3 separate regions of the Homo sapiens genome follow, and all the other regions are linked to region 3. A link is a loop called in an ENCODE intact Hi-C map of the cell type or tissue named here. Cell type or tissue: PC-9. All regions are shown on one strand. Links, peaks and the distances in the headings refer to the core of each region. The heading gives the core; the rest is flanking DNA.

Region 1 (5,414 bases), core at 1,093-3,592, 120 kb after region 3:
CCAGCTCCCCTGGTGGGAGAGAGCCTACTTCTCTTAGGTTGGGTTCCCTAGAAACAGAGCCCAAGCTGGGATCAATGTTCATTGTTATTTTAGGAGCCTCACTGCTCCCTGCCTGTGGGCTGCCTGCCTAGGTAGAATACAGTGTCTTTGGTAAGGAGATTGGGGATTGGCCTCCCAAGAGGCCCAGCGCTCCTCATGCAAATTGCTTTTACCCAGTGACAAGCTCTACCAGCCTGGGGTCTCAGAGTGGGGCCTTCACCCAGTCACAAAACATCCTGTTATGCCAGGGGTCAAAAGCTCAAATGCCTCCAGGAGCCAGAAGCCTGACAGACAGGGCAGCCTCCACTCAGCAACCATCCACTGTTACCCCGCAGAAATCTGGCACTCACAGTTGCTAAGTCTTTAATTTTTTTCAGGAGGAACCAAAAATATTGAGTTTTATGTGAAATATTCTGGTTTTAAGCTGTTAGCTTGATTAAAAAACAACAACAACAACAAAAAAAAACAGGCAAAACAAAACTTGTCTGGGGCCTTATCTGGCCTAGGAGCTGTCAGTTTGTGAATTTGGTTTGATGCCCTAATCCCAGAACAATGGATGCCCACTTGCCCCACATTTGCATAACTTTGGGAGCCACTGCAGTGATCTGGGACTAGACAAAGATCAGCTGTGAATCGACTACAAAAGGTTCCATGATTTCAAAATAAAGGGTAACCTTCTTCAGCAAGGCCTGTGTGACCTCCCTGACCTGGCTTCTACCCTTCTCCACCCTTTCCCGCACCTCCTTCCCCCTCCTCCCAAAGTTATTTCGCACCTAGGGCCTTTGTGGTAACCCGGCTCTTTATCCCCGAGATCTCTCCCCTTCCAGTTATCTAAGGGCACTCCCAGCATCTTTCAAGGATCCTTTCCCTGACCCCTGCTTTCTCTTCTGCTTACTCCATTTTTCAGAGCTGTTACCTCGCGGCCTCATGTGTTTTTTACATGCCTGTTGCCCCAGCTGACCGAATCCCTGGAGGGAAGGAGCCTGGGTTTCTTCACTCCTGTATCCCCACTGCCTCATAGAGCCCTGGTGCTTTCAAGGCAGACTGGAGCAATGGGTATCCAGTGAAAAAAATCATGACCTTGACCATTGCCCTTCACATGTCAGAAATGCATTTGTGAAGAACTGGCCATTTTTATGTTAAGAAATTAAGTTGAAATCTGGTATTCATGAGAAGACGAAAACTTGCTTCATCCTTTAATTTTTAAAATGACTACCTATTGTTGAAAAACTGTTGGAAAAAAAATACGTTTTAAAACTTACTCAGCTTTGGACCTCGCTGAGGCTTCCAAGAGGTTCTGGAACTAGAGAATGGCTACAGTGACCAGCATTCGCTTTTCTCGAGACCCTCAAGGGTTCTCAGGGCTCATCTTAAAGTGGGGGATGAGAGGGGAGAGGGGATGTGTGCTGCCTCCCTGGGAGGGCAGAAACCAGCTCCTCTGAATGAAACAGCACTTTCCACAGAGACAGCGGCCTAGGGTGTGAGGGCGAGCAAGCCGCAGTCGAAAGCCCCTTTGCATAATCCATTCTTAAATTGACTGAGGCTTGTACAGTTGTAAACTGAAACTCCAGAGGCAAACCCTGAGCGGTTACATTTTCTCGAAAAGAATGTTTCCCAGCCTGTCAATTATTTCCTGGTCTCCGTCCCTCCCCAACGCGCGCACACACCCAACTTTTAGTAGCCAGCTGCCTTGACATTGAGTCTCTCTCCTACCTGAAGTGGAGCACCTCAGGAAGCAGCGAGGCTGCCGTTTCATTCATAATACATGAACTCAGGGGAGGAGGGAGGCGGGGGCAGGGGCCTTTCATCTCTGCTATTTAAAATCCCGGCATTGCAGCTGAAAGGGAAAACGACCTGGGATTGAACGGCACCGGGGATGAAGCATTGCACGATAACGGCACAACCGAGCGCGTCAGCGGCCCGCCCGCCGGCTATTTATACCGCGCGGATTATGCAATCGGGCTCCAGCCATTCATGCCCCGACTGGGCCGCCGCACGCCCGGGGCGGGGGGGCCTCATTCCCGGGCGCCGGGTCAGTTTCTAAGTTTGCATCATCCCCTGCATTACGAGAGAGCTTGGGTTTCCATTCCTGCCAGCGGGGCTTGGGGGAGACAGCTGGGCTACAAACTCACTTGGCACACACGACTGCTTACTTAAACATCATAATAAAGGCACCAGATCGCCCGAGGCGCGGCCCGGCCGCGCGCAGGGTTGAGCTCGGGGAGACCGGAAGGAACTGATAACCGAGCGCTAATGACACCCCCTCCCTCCGCGTCGGAAGTGTCCTCGGAGCGCCGGTCATTGAGAAATACCGAAGGGGCAGAGTGGGGGTGAAGCGAGGACAGGCCCGGGCGCAGCTGCGCGCGCCTCGCGGGGCGGGGAGCGGGGGCGCCGCGGCAGCGGGGGGCTTCTGCAGGCTGGGCCGCGGCGGGGCGGTGCGAACCTTTGGGCCCCGTGGAGTCCTCCCTAAATCACCCCCTCCCCGCCCCTGGGAGGGGGGAGGGCGAGTGATTGCTCAGATCCCACCCCCGCCCCTGGGGAAATCTACACTGCCGGCCCTACCGGACGAGAGGGGGGAGAAGGACACGAACGAGAGAGCGGATTGCAGAGGAGGCTAAAATGTCCGCTTCTCCTGGCGCCCGAGCCAGGCGGGAGGGGTGGGGGCCGCGGACGGCTTCCCAGTGAAACAGGACCTGCGGGGCTACTGAGCATGCCCGTCCCCGGCCGCGGAGGGTCGCTCCGGCTCCGCGCTCCGGACTTTCCGGGCAGCCCGCGGGAAGGGCCGGGGTGGGGGTGCTCCCTCGCCCAGGACTCGGAACTGAGAAGCCTGTAGGTGGGGGACCTGCTGGGGGCCCCGCTGGGTTTGCGTGAAGTTGTGAGCAGATCGATATTACTTTTGAAGCTTTACGATCCTACTCTGACTGAGCACTATTGATTTGATCGTGTTCAGAGATTCCCGCAGCCCCCTGTTCTGCCGGTTGTGGGGAGAGACAGGGATGTGGGTCCTTAGCTCTTTCAGCAGTGACATCAATTAAAGCCCTAAATCTGTGATATCCCCTATTCCAGCAACAATCCAATGGACTTTGATAACACCTTGATGTTCAGATCAACAGACATATCTGAGTTATTCGCCCAATGTCCTCATTTATTCTATGGAGCTGCAGGAGTCAGACTTGCCTCAACCACAGTAATTGATGGGGAGGACCAAGAAGTGACCTGCTAGTAATGTTTCCATCAAAAGGCCCCTTTTGGGTGTTGAACAAGACAGAAGAGAACTGGCAGGCTTCATTTAAAGGAACATGAAGGACAGAGTGGAGGGGGGCATTTGGTAAACCAGCTGGCCAGAGAGAGGAAAGGGCTATCAGGAATCTGTATAGCCCATTTAAGATTCCCAGCAACCCTATGTTGTGGGTACTATTCCGACCCAACAGACACTGAACCCAAGGCTCAGTGGACCTAAGGGCCTGCCTGAGATAGCCCAGCTGGAGTATGGTACCAGGTGATCCCAGTGGGGACTTGGGGACTTCTGGACCTCAGAATATTTATCATTGTTCCCCTGGCAACCTGGTCCATAGGCTGGGCCAGTCGTTCGCTGCTATTAAGCAGAGAGCTGGCTGAGTGAGTGGTGATGACACCAATTTAACCTGCTCATAGAGCTGGCCTACCTGCAGAAATTAATCACCTCACCTGCCACCTTGCCATTTGTGTACCTTGAAACTGGAGGGTGGAGCCCAAGAGATGCCCACAGGGTGGATAATTTTGACATGGGTAAGTGCCTGTGTTCTGGGAAGTTCAGGAATAACAGGGTGGGATCTCTTTCAGCACTCCCAGGGAGAAGAGCAACCATGGCCAAAGGTGAGACTTGGGTAGATTCCTTAGCCATCTGAGGATTTGGAAGACAATGAGATCTTGCCTTTGCTTAGTACTTTCTCAGGAACTCTCAATGGCCTCAAAAACTGATAAAGACAAGCTTGGCCTTGTTATTCCTGTTTTATAAAGAAACTCACTCGGGGTCTCAGGACTGCTAGGAGAAAACCAGAACCAAGCTGTTCCATCCCCTGGTTCATGCCCTCCCCACCACCACACATCACCAGCGTGAACCCTACTCCATGTCTACAGAGATCATGGCTGTGATAAGCACAAAGCCTGGAGTAAACCACCAGTTTATCCCTGACTCAAGGTGAAACTTTTTGGAGCATTTGTGGCTCTTATATGTATGTAAATTTTAGGAATACTAAATTTGAGGCATTTATTTATTTATTTAGAGACAAAGTTTTGCTCTTGTTGCCCAGGCTGGAGTGCAATGGTGCAATCTCGGTACACTGCAGCCTCCTCCTCCTGGGTTCAAACAATTCTCCTGCCTCGGCCTACTGAGTAGCTGGGATTATGGGTGCCCACCACCACACCCAACTAATTTTTATATTTTTAGTAGAGACAGGGTTTTGCCATGTTGGCCAGGCTGGTCTCAAACGCCTGACCTCAGGTGATCCGCCCACCTCAGCCTCCCAAAGTGCTGGGATTACAGGCATGAGCCACTGCGCCCAGCCTGAGGCAAATATTTAATCTCTTAACCTGTTCAGTGGTTGCTATTTAGTTAACATCGTATCTGGATTGTCCCATGGACATTCAAGAGGATGGAAAAGTCTACTGTGTTTGGAGAGCAGCAAGGGATAGGGACTATGTCTCTTGTTTCTTTTTCTTTCTTTCTTTCTTCTTCTTTTTTTTTTTTTTTGAGATGGAGTTTTGCTCTTGTTGCCCAGGCTGGGGTGCAGTGGCACAATCTTGGCTCACCGCCACCTTCACCTCCTGGGGTCAAGCGATTCTCCTGCCTCAGCTCCCGAGTAGCTGGGATTACAGGCACGCGCCACCACGCCCGGCTAATTCTGTATTTTTAGTACAGACGATGTTTCACCATGTTGGTCAGGCTGGTCTCGAACTCCCGACCTCAGGTGATCTGCCCGCCTCGGCCTTCCAAAGTGCTGGGATTACAGGCGTGTGCCACCGCGCCCGGCCGGGGCTGCTTCTTAACGCGAGAAATTCCATAATTTCTACGGAAATGCAAACGTTTCTGGGCTGTGCTGGGTTGACCTTTTTCTTTGCATGAGTAATGATTCTTAAAAACATCCGTTCCTTGGCCGGGTGCGGTGGCCCATGCCTATAATCCCAGCACTTTGGGATGCCGAGGCAGGCGGATCACGAGGTCAAGAAATCGAGACCATCCTGGCCAACATGATGAAACCCCCTCCCTACTAAAAATACAAAAATTAGCTGGGCGTGGTGGCGCGCGCCTGTAGTCGCAGCTACTCGGGAGGCTGAGGCAGGAGAATCACTTGAACCCAGGAGGTGGAGGTTGCAGTGAGCCTAGATCGCGCCAC
Region 2 (5,414 bases), core at 1,093-3,592, 190 kb after region 3:
CGTTGTTCACATAAATTGATGAGTGTTCTGTATGTGGCCAGGCTCTATGCTAAGTACTTGTTGCGAATGGTCGCATTTATACCATTCAAAACAATTCTGTAAGATTATTAATAGTATTGTACCCATCTTACAGGTAAGGAAGCAGAGGCTTAGAGAAGTTAAATAACATTAAGTGTAGGCAAGGTTGAATTTGGAACAAGTAAATTTCACTCCAAACTCATGCTTTATACCACTACACAATACAGTCAGCCTACAGTACCTGCATCATTGATATCCGCATTTTCTTTTAGATCCTGACATAAGCCAGTATTTGGACTTAAGTTATATACATATATAGCTAAAGTTTTGCTGTATAGTTACAGCTAGTTTTGCTTCTTACCTGCCGAGGATCAGTGCTAGGAAATGAATACATGAAGTCCTGGAGAGCTCAGAGGCAGAAGACATATATGTCCAGGCTGCTTTCCAGGTTCTAAGACCCTGTGCTCTGAAAATAGTGAGGTGGAGCCAGGCCTTCAGCAAGCTATACTACTCCTTGGAATGGCCTCACCCAGGCCCAGCACTGGCATGAGCTGCCAAGCCATTGCACACAGGTGCAGGCTCCTCAGCTGCTGGTGGCACAGAGCAGCTTCTGCTGTTTCCCTACCTCTAAGCCAGAATTAGACCTGAAGCTGCTCTGTGGTCAGGGGAGACTAGAAATTGCATAATTAAGTTGTTTTCTAAATAGTGGTATCATTAGCATGCAAGTCGACCAAACAGAAATGTCTGTTAAAGATGGTAGGAACCATGTTTTGATGCCTTTGTTGTTATAATGAGTAAAATGTGTTCTGAAGAAAACTTAGAGTAAAAGTAAAAGATCAGGGGAAAAGTATCGCATATGCTATCACCACCAAAGTTCTTTCTTCAGGCTTATTGGGATGGTAGTGGGGGTTGGGGGTGGGGATTCTGTGGTCAAATAAATTTGGAAAATGCAAGCCTAGAAAAACTTGAACAATATTCTCAGGGATATAGTATGATGTTTTCCCAAAATGTGTGCATGTGTGTGTGTATGTGTGTGTGTGTGTATGTGTATGTATGTGTCTCCCCTTATAAAAATGTTTATAAGGAATATCCTTTGAGAAACCCAAACCCAGAGGCATTTCCCAGTGTTAACACTTTGGTAAATTTCTTTATGGTCCAATATTTTTCAAATGGGTGGGCATGTCAGCAACAGTAACTGTGGTGATTATTAAATACTTAAAAAATCATTTTTTTTTGAGACATGGTCTTTTGCTCCATCACCCAGGCTGGAGTGCGGTGGTGCAAACATAGCTTACTGCAGCTTCAGCCTCCCAGGTTCAGGCTATCCTCCTGCCTCAGCTTTCTGTGTAGCTGGGACCACAGGCATGCACCACCATGCCCAGCTACTTTTTGTATTTTTTGTAGAGACAGGGTCTCACTTTGTTGCCCAGGCTGGTCTCCAGCCTCAAGCAGTCCTCCCACCTCAGCCTCCCAAAGTGTTGGGATTACGGGCATGAGCCACTGCACCCAATAATCTCTTTTTTAATTTTTTTAGGAATAGGGGTTATATATATTCATTCCTGTGTGTTTGTGAATGTTTAAGTTTATTTTGAAACAGTTCATAATTACAGAAATGTTGCAAGAACAGTATGAAGGACTCCCCTATTCTCATTTCCCCATTTGTTACCATTTTACTATCTTTGCCTTATTCTCATTGTTTGTGCATGTGTGCACACATTATTATTGCTATTATTTTTGTATTTTTCATTACTGAAATCTGAATTATAAAATTCTTCAATGAACTGTGAACTTATTTCTCCAAAATACTATAGAAACTCAAATTAGACTACAAGTTTATTAATTTCCCCCATTTCTACCTGCTGCATTAAGGTAAATTATGCTTTTCAAGTGTGTGAAAAGTTATAAAATTTCAAGGAAACATTTTGATAAGGCTGCAGCCTGCAGTCCTCGTGAGGAGGAAAGAATTGTCAAAGCCAAGGAAGTCTTCAGTTGAGGCCCATGCACAATCCTAATCAGTCTGGATTAGTGAGGTTGTAATTTGATGTTGGATGGGACTGTCCCAACCATTTGGAGCCAGTTTGAAGTCCTATTAGACAGGGTCCTTTAAGAATTAGAGTCAGCTGTTTGCTGAGGTGTGAACCTCAGCCTGAAACATGCTTCCATTTTTAAGTTTCAGGACTAAGGGGGCCATGCAGGAGCTCTGGGCTTTAGTGACCCCTCTATTTTGTTTCCTGTGGTGACTTGTCATGTTTTCACAGCGCATCAATATGGATAGTTTTTAAAGTGACAGCCAGTTTCAACAGTGGTTTTATTTCACATACATTGGAGCTTCCATATCTGGATTTTTTTTTTGTCAGCCACTAAATCAAAGCTCTTCCTCCTCCAGATGGTTTAAGACACCCAATTTGAACATTAAGTGAGTCAAGCAAACCCTGTGCCACATTACCAAAGGGCCTGCTGGTTTAAGAGACTATGGATGTGACTTACATAACCTCTCATGGAGCATTTCCAAAACCTTGTAAGGAAGCTGGGTATAGTCACCTCTCCTTCATAACGTTAACACTGAGCCATGAAGCCAGGGCTTGTGTCCTCAGAGAATGCATAAGGAAACAATCACCAGATCGCCCTGGGAGGAGAAGGCACTAGGCGTTTGTTCAGGAGGTTGATGCAACACTCACAACAGCCGCAGGATACATGTATCATACCTCCCAGCTGGAAGGCAGAAACAACTTCAAGTTCAGCTCCCACACTCACATGTGTGGTAGCTCTATACCTAACTAGAAAAGTGCCTTGTTTAGGTATAAATTAGATTGCAGGGACTGAAAAAAAAATTTTTTTTAATTTTTAAAAACATTTTATTATGAAAATTTTCAAAGATACTTCAAAAAAGAGAAATACAGTCAGCCTGCATATACGCACTACACAGATGCAACCATTTATCAAGATTTTGCCACATTTCTTTACCCCGTCCCTTATTTATTTTTTGCTAAAATATTCACAACAAACCCCAGATATCATATCATTTTACCCCTAACATACTTCAACATGCCTCTCTAAAAAAGTAGACATTTTATAAACACAATGCCACTATCCCACCTATAAAATTAATCCAGGACCAAAATTTTGATGTATACTTTTTACATAGCTTCTGCAGCTGGGTAACCTCACAGCACAAGAATCAACAAGTCCATGCCTACACGAATTCAGCTGATAACTTTAAAGAGAGGGATCCTTGCTCTCAACTTTGGACGAAATTCTTTGGTTTGGGGCTGGGGGCAGGTGAAGAATTTGCACTTGTGGTTCTCCAGAATGTAATCTCAGGTATTGAACTGTGCCATTTGCTTCCTGGGCATTTCATCCTTTCATCAATGATTGGTAATCATAACTTACAGGAATTTTTAAAACAATATTTTAATTGGAAAACGCATCTGTCAGCTGTCAGGCTTCCAGTTTCCACTTTTGAGAAGCAGGATGTTGAATGTGAGTAATGACACAACAGGCCTATAAAATGCGGACTAACCCTCGGATGACTCATCCGGTACAATGCAGTATATTTGTCAAGGAGACTGAATCATATATGGGGGAAACCACTTCTCAGGCAGCCAGCTGGTTCTCAGGTCAGCAAGAGACGATCCATTTTTATCGGAAGCTTTATAGTAGCAATAATGCTAATACCCAGCACTCGGGCTCCACAATGTAGAGGAAATGGCATCGCCTGGCAGGTACGTGCTTACTGTTTACATGAACTTTATTTTTTCATTGTTCTCTTATTCTTAACCTTTCTGGTGCCTGCTTTTAGCATTTTTTTAAAGGAGAAAATTTATCCTAGTTGTAGAGGACCACAGTGTGTATGTGTTTGTATTTGTGTGTGCCCACGTGCAAGGACAGATAGGTAACCTCTGGTCTGTTGATAGACACAGAGCTCTTAGCCTCTCATGCCTCTTTCTGAAAACAAATTTCTCCTTAGATATTCTGATAGAAATGTTTTGTTGTTGTTGTTGTTGTTTTTTATTATTAAGTCCTGAATCTAAAAGATGCTGCCTAGGAAACAGCTTGCAGAGATGGTATACCTCTTGGGTGGGTAGTGTAGAGCTTTAAAACAAATGAATAAGCAGAGGTGAGCTGAAGGAGGTGGTCTAACAATTACTATTGTGTTACGTTGGATTTCTTTCAGTACTGTGCTTTTTTCCTACCCCCATGATGCGTGACTTAATGCAAGAAAGCTTTATTCCCCTACGGAGTGAATAGGGTGGGTTTTGTTTGTTTGTTTGTTTGTTTGTTTTTATAAATCACAATTTGCTCATACTGAATTCATGCATTAACTTTTTCTAGGTGGGAGAAAGGGTAGTGGGGATTTGGTAGCAACATTTAATTATAGCGTTCACATGATCTGAAGGATCATTCTGCATAATTGGGAGGCTGTGTCTGCCTGTCTGACCCTCTCTCTTTCTTCACCCACTAAATTTAAACAATGTCTGACTAGTTAAAGCACATATCTTATTTATTTGAGTGTATTAAACATTCCTATGTGTGTTGACAGTCTATTCAGTGTCTCCTCATATTTTAAAAAAATACTTTGTGAGTCTTGCTTGTTAGGGACAGATGCTATAGTTAGTTTATAGCAGTACTATTTATGCTTTCCTGGTCTGTCTGTCCAGAATGGCTAGGTCAGGACCTATAACACAACTGCCCACAAATTTGCCTAAGATTTAGCATTTGTGGAGCAGCCCAGTGTATAGCAGTAAATCCTGTTATCACTCAGAGAGCATTAAACAGATCTGGGGTTACCAAGCTGGAAAAATCGGCAATCTTTGTTTCTCTTCCCCTTTCTTATAAAATCCATAATAATGACTTGTTTTCCTTGAAGTGTATGAATTTTAAGCTGTCAGTAAATGCATTCAATTTACTTAACTACATTCAGAAATTCCTATAATTTGGAAAACCAGCATGAAGGGAGTTTGTTTCTGTTTGTTTTGTAGATTAAGGGGTGTACTTTTTATAGAATGGCCAATTTGTTTTTGGAGACAAGACCATCTCTAAATTTCATTAATTTTGCATTCTATAAATGAAAGCCACCTGTTATGCTGTAACGTGCTAATTATGGTAGAGGACAATAATGAAGAAGAACAGTATTTGAAATATGTGGGGGTTTTGCTAAGAATTTTCATGCCCACATCTGTAGTGCTTATTTTTATGTGTGTATACATGCATATATAGTACACATTTAATAATAGCACTTGGTGACATTAAAAAATACTTCAGATTCAAAGTGAGGGCCATTTTTTATTAACAACATTTTTTTAAGTTGTGAAAGAAAGGCTACTTTAAAAGTGTTAGCTTGAACTAAGACCCATATTTTGCCATCTTATAGTAAACGGGGTTTTTTCTTATAGTTT
Region 3 (5,414 bases), core at 951-3,450:
ATAGCAAATAAGACCTGGCACGGTGGCTCACGCCTGTAATCCCAGCACTTTGGGGGGCCGAGGCAGGTGGGTCACTTAAGGTCAAGAGTTCAAGACCAGCCTGGCCAACATGGTGAAACCCTGTCTGTACTAAAACTACAAAAATTAGCTGGGCGTGGTGGTGCATGCTTTTAATCCCAGCTACTTGGGAGGCTGAGGAGGGAGGCAGAGGTTGCAGTGAGCTGAGATCACGCCACTACACTCCAGCCTGGGCAACAGAGCAAGACTCCGTCTCAAAAAAAAAAAAAGCAAATAAATAAATAAAACGCAATGATGTAACCACCTCCTCTTCTCCCTTAGATGAAGCCCTCCCTTGGGTCAGCTTTGGCTCAAGTGGTTACTTCCTCATGCCAGACTTTCTGTCTCTCTAACTCCCTGTGCTGGGGTTTGAATCCTGCAGGTGCTTTCTGATCTTTAAAAAAAAAAAAAAAAAAAAAAGCCCTCCCTCAACCCATCCTTCTGCTGCTCGGAGTCATGCCCTTTGCAGTCGACTGCACTCTCTGCCTCCACTTCCTGGCCTCACACTTGTTCCTTGCCCACTGAGACCCGGCTGTTTCATGCAACATCCCGCTGAAATGTACCAGCTGGCAAAAGGCACTCATCATCATCACTGTCACTAAATCCAGGGCTTGTACCTCCTGATTCTCCTTGATGGTCTTATGGCATCTGGTCCACTGACCACGCCCTTCTTAGAACACTCTGCGGCAGGCTGGGTCTCCCACTTCTTGCTCTAGATGACACTGGTGTTTCCCAAGGGACCAACCTCATCCTTCCCCTCAAGCACCACGAGAGTTCATCTTCACCCAACTTGTGGTTGAGTAGGATATGATGAAGACTCCACACCCCAGCCTCCGGGCTTGACCTCTTCTTATCTAACACCCACTGGTCATTTTCTCAGTCAGCAGGTCCTCTCCCTCCACATGCCCCAAGCCTGCCCACTTTTGCCACCACTACCCACAATGATGAGTCACCTTTGACTCTTCCCCCACCTTCTCTTCCACACACTCCACCACTATCCCCATGCCTCTGAGTTTATGGCTAAGCATTTCCATGACCTGCCCTCTCCTCTGCCTTATTTCTACTGTCACTGCCTTAGGGTTCAGGCCTGGCACACCTCTCTCCTAGATGAATGCAACAGCCGACTGCCCTCGATGACTCCAGAACGGTCCCTCTCAGATCTGTCCTCCCCACCAGCTGCTAGAGTGGAAAGTAAAAAGGTATGGCTGTTTATTTGAAAATGCAAAATCAGCCAGGCGTGGTGGCTTACATCTGTAATCCCAGCACTTTGGGAGGCCGAGGCGGGCAGATCACGAGGTCAGGAGTTCAAGACCAGCCTGGCTTAATATGGTGAAACCCCGACTCTACTAAAATTACAAAAATTAGCCAGCTGTGGTGGCATGCACCTGTAGTCCCAGCTACTCAGGAGGGTGAGGCAGAAGAATCACTTGAACCCGGGAGGCAGAAGTTGCAGTGAGCCAAAATCACACCACTGCACTCCAGCCTGGGTGACAGAGTGAGACTGCATCTCAAAAAAAAAAAAGATTCCTCACTGCCAACCTACAACTAAGACCTGTCCATCCCACTCACCTCCAATAAAGGCTGAGTTCATCTCACAGTTCATAAGCCCTCCAGGACCTGGCCTTGTCTATGATCCAGCCTTATTTCCTACCACTCTCCACCTCAACTGCTAAGCTCCAGGTTCCTTGAAAATCTGAGTTGACAAAGCACCCACTGCCATTTCACACCTCGATGTGCAGACTCCTTGGTGACATTTGCAGGACCCCAGGGGCAAGAGTACAAATGAGGCCCACGTGTTGTACCATGTGTCTGAATACAATTTTTAAATCAAGTTAACAACTGGCTCAATAAAATATTTCCTTTCTAAAATTGAGATGTAATTTGCATACCATAAAATCCATCACTTTAAAGCATACAATTCAGTTGGTTTTTGGTATTTGGTGTCCACACGCAGGACCCTGGAGGCCTGCCCGGACTGTTGGGTGAGCCAAGGCGCCCGTGCCTTATCCCTGCCAGGAACATACACCTCAGCCGCGGCACCCCTTTGGGTAATTCTGTTCCTCCTCCCACCACGAGAAGGGAAAGAGGGGGGAAAAGAGATCCCCAAGCCAGTTTGTTCCTTATGAATTGCCCTGGGAGAGAGGTTTACTCTGGGCCAACAACAAAATGATGGGCTAAAATTTTTTTAATCTTCTGCGTATTCTAGTTATTCAATTTATACTCCCCCACCCAGTGACTTCCAATCCCTTTTGCAATACACAGCAAAATACAACTCTGTCTCAGACCATATTTTTCAGATCACATTTCCCGGGGTTGTTTCAGTAAAATAGTATTCGCCGATATACAGAGCCCCTTTTCTTCCCGCATGTTTTCTCCCTATTCTCCACAAGAGGGAGCCAGCAGGTCCTGTTTGGGCCACGGCTTCTCCGCTCCTCACATCCCTTCTCCAACCAGGGCAAAGAAGACGTGGGATCAGAACCTGCGGGCGGTAAACCAAGCCCACAGCTCTCACACTGTTTGGTGAGCAGGGCTGTGTAGAACAACAGGATTTTTCAACAACTTATTTCAAGGGAATAAGAGGTGAACACCTGTTTTTGTTGTTGTTGTTGTTGTTGTTTGTTTGTTTTTTGTTGTTGTTTTGAGACAGAGTCTCGCTCTGTCGCCCAGGCTGGAGTGCAGTGGCGCGATCTTGGCTCACTGCAACCTCTGCCTCCCGGGTTCAAGTGATTCTCCTGCCTCAGCCTCCTGAGTAGCTGGGATTACAGACACATGCCACCACGCCCGGCTAATTTTCATTTTTTTAGTAGAGACGGGGTTTCACCATGTTGGCCAGGCTGGTTTCGAACTCCTGACCTCGTGATCCGCCCGCCTTGGCCTCCCAAAGTCCTGGGATTACAGGCGTGAGCCACCGTGCCTGGCGAACACCTGTTCTTTAAAAAAAAGAGAGAGGCTGGGCGCGGTGGCTCATACCTGTAATCCCAGCACTTTGGGAGGCCGAGGTGGGCAGATCATGAGGTCAGGAGATTAAGACCATCCTGGCTAACACAGTGAAACCCCGTCTCTACTAAAAATACAAAAATAATTAGCCAGGCGTGGTGGCAGGAGCCTGTAGTCCCAGCTACTCTGGAGGCTGAGGCAGGAGAATGGCGTGAACCCGGGAGGCGGAGCTTGCAGTGAGCCGAGATGGCGCCACTGCACTCCAGCCTGGGTTACAGAGCCAGACTCCGTCTCAAAAAAAAAAAAAAAAAAAAGAGAGAGAAAGAGTGATCTGGAAACAATGGAAAAAGCTTTCTGTTCATTGAAGTCCATAATAGCGTTGTATGTACATGTTTAGTGAGCACAAAATTATTCCACAAATATAAATTAACTGGTTTTAGAAAAAATACATGGAAGACATTTTTATTAAGTCTCAGTTGCTGTCCTATTTTTTTTTTTTTTTTGAGACAGGGTCTCGCTATGTTGTCCAGGCTGGTCTCCAACTCCTGGCCTCAAGGGATCCTCCTGCCTCAGCCTCCTAAAGTGCTGGGATTACAGACACATGCTACCACACCCGACTTAATGTATTTTAATGGAACACAAAACTGATTTTTTTTTTTTTTGAGACAGAGTCTCACTCTGCTGCCGGAGCTGGAGTTCAGTGGTGCAATCTTGGCTAACTGCAACATCTGCCTCCTGGGTTCAAGCAATTCTCCTGCCTCAGCCTCCCTAGCAGCTGGGATTACAGGCATCCGCCACCATGCCCAGCTAATTTTTGTATTTTTAGAAGAAACGCGGTTTCGATGTGTTGGCCAGGCTGGTCTCAAACTCCTGACCTCATGACGCGCCTCGGCCTCCCAAAGTGCTGGGATTACAGGCGTGAGCCACCATGCCTGGCCACAAAACTGGTTTTTAAAAGTTGTTTTTTAAATATTAGACAATGTAAATGATAAGGTGACTTGTTTTGTGTTCAAGAGATAGTTCTTCATGCCACACTGTAAAGCAGGTGGGATATCAGGTTAAGGAGACTGGAAGCCCTAAATATTTTGACACCAAGGACTTGTGTGGGCCAGTAGGAAGATGTACTTGGTGGCAGTGGGAGGGACGCTCTGGATTCAGGCCTCGGGACCACGTGGGCAGCCCTGGTCCCCGTGAGTGGAGGAGTGATAAGGGCTAGCGTTGGGTGACAAAGGCTGAAGAAAGGACACATATGTGAGACTGTGAAGGAGTAACTGACAAGGCCTGGTTCTTGACTGAAGAGGTGGAAGTAGGAAGAAATCGGAAGCAAGCTAGGCGACTGATTTGACATTGGTTGTGGTTTGAGGCAAGAGTAGCAGAGGAATGACAATTCACTCTGAATTCCACACTTTGTAATCAATCCCTTTATTGTAATCACAGTAGTATTTATATATATTTGAAAAACAGTAGAACATAGAAGTGTGAAATATGCATTTGAAAAATAGTAGAACGTACATGCGTAAGGCAAGATATATTTGCTCTACAGGCAGGGCTTGTTGCACGGGTCACAGACCCCCTTGCAATAACTCTGCAGCATCTTCCACTCCACCCTGGGCTCTTTGGTGTAGACTATGAGGAATATAAATCTGTGATAGTAAAGAGATATATTATGCTAGAAGCCCATCAGCAAAGAAACTGTCCTGGCATTCTTGTTCCAATGAAGCAGAAATGGGGACATATCCATAAATGGGCTGGGGTGGAGTTAGGGCAGGCCCAGGCAGCCTTCAAATTTTATGCCTTGAGTAGAGTTCGTACCTTCTGGCTTTTCCATCACCCTCCAGCCCAAATTTCCTTTTTTTTTTTTTTTTTTTTTTTGAGACAGAGTCTTGCTCTGTTGCCCAGGCTGGAGCACGATCTCGGCTCACTGCAAGCTCTGCCTCCCGGGTTCATGCCATTCTCCTGCCTCAGCCTCCCGAGTAGCTGGGAGTACAGGCGCCCACCGCCACGCCAGGCTAATTTTTTTTTTTTTTTGTATTTTTTAGGGGGTTTCACCGTGTTAGCCAGGATGGTCTCAATCTCCTGACCTCATGATCGGCCCGCCTCGGCCTCCCAAAGTGCTGGGATTACAGGCGTGAGCCACTGCGCCTGGCCCCAAATTCTTCTATGAAACAAACCTTCACAGTCCACTGAGCTGGTGTGGTTCAAAGTGCCATCAAGGGTGGTAAGAATGATTGAACTCTGATGACCAGATGATTTTCCTGCTCCAAAGCTCCCTTGCCAGGACACCCTCAAGCAAGAATTGCCCTCCTGAGCAGGGCTTCCTGAGGCCAGATGTGGAGGCTTTTCTTCAGAAATCTCCTGGTCAGCCATGAATAATCACTACTGTGCAAGAGGATGAGCTCCGGCCTCTCTTAGTCACCTTT

What was found. Hi-C counts contacts between places; a loop is a spot of excess contacts. Peaks named below come from ENCODE experiments on the same cell type or tissue, not always from the same donor. Only the 100,000 strongest peaks of a DNase experiment are listed, where the experiment ranks them.
Region 1: a loop joins it to region 3, with 10 times the contacts of the local background. A loop is called at or near these places in 68 of 110 quality-filtered maps.
Region 2: it touches region 3 in a loop (6-fold over the local background); 5 of 110 quality-filtered maps call a loop at or near these places.

The regions. Positions count from the first base shown.
Region 1 is chr2:65,433,221-65,438,634 of GRCh38, reverse strand. No RefSeq gene overlaps it. Among named protein-coding and RNA genes, the nearest start is that of SPRED2, 3.3 kb to the right of the region's middle. RefSeq lists an enhancer at 480-1,286 and silencers at 1,881-2,039, 2,406-2,525, 2,686-2,925. In PC-9, for the core only: no CTCF peak of the experiment used is centred there; DNase peaks (open chromatin) are centred at 1,734, 2,184 and 2,654; H3K4me3 peaks cover 2,480 bases; H3K27ac peaks cover 2,325 bases.
Region 2 is chr2:65,364,916-65,370,329 of GRCh38, reverse strand. All of the region lies in intron 1 of SPRED2 (sprouty related EVH1 domain containing 2), which reads left to right. Among named protein-coding and RNA genes, the nearest start is that of SPRED2, 65 kb to the left of the region's middle. In PC-9, for the core only: no CTCF peak of the experiment used is centred there; DNase peaks (open chromatin) are centred at 2,629 and 3,539; H3K4me3 peaks cover 393 bases; H3K27ac peaks cover 2,061 bases.
Region 3 is chr2:65,550,475-65,555,888 of GRCh38, reverse strand. It overlaps the pseudogene VTRNA2-2P. Among named protein-coding and RNA genes, the nearest start is that of LINC03050, 49 kb to the left of the region's middle. In PC-9, for the core only: CTCF peaks have their summits at 2,239 and 2,443 (motif pointing right); DNase peaks (open chromatin) are centred at 958 and 2,478; H3K27ac peaks cover 740 bases.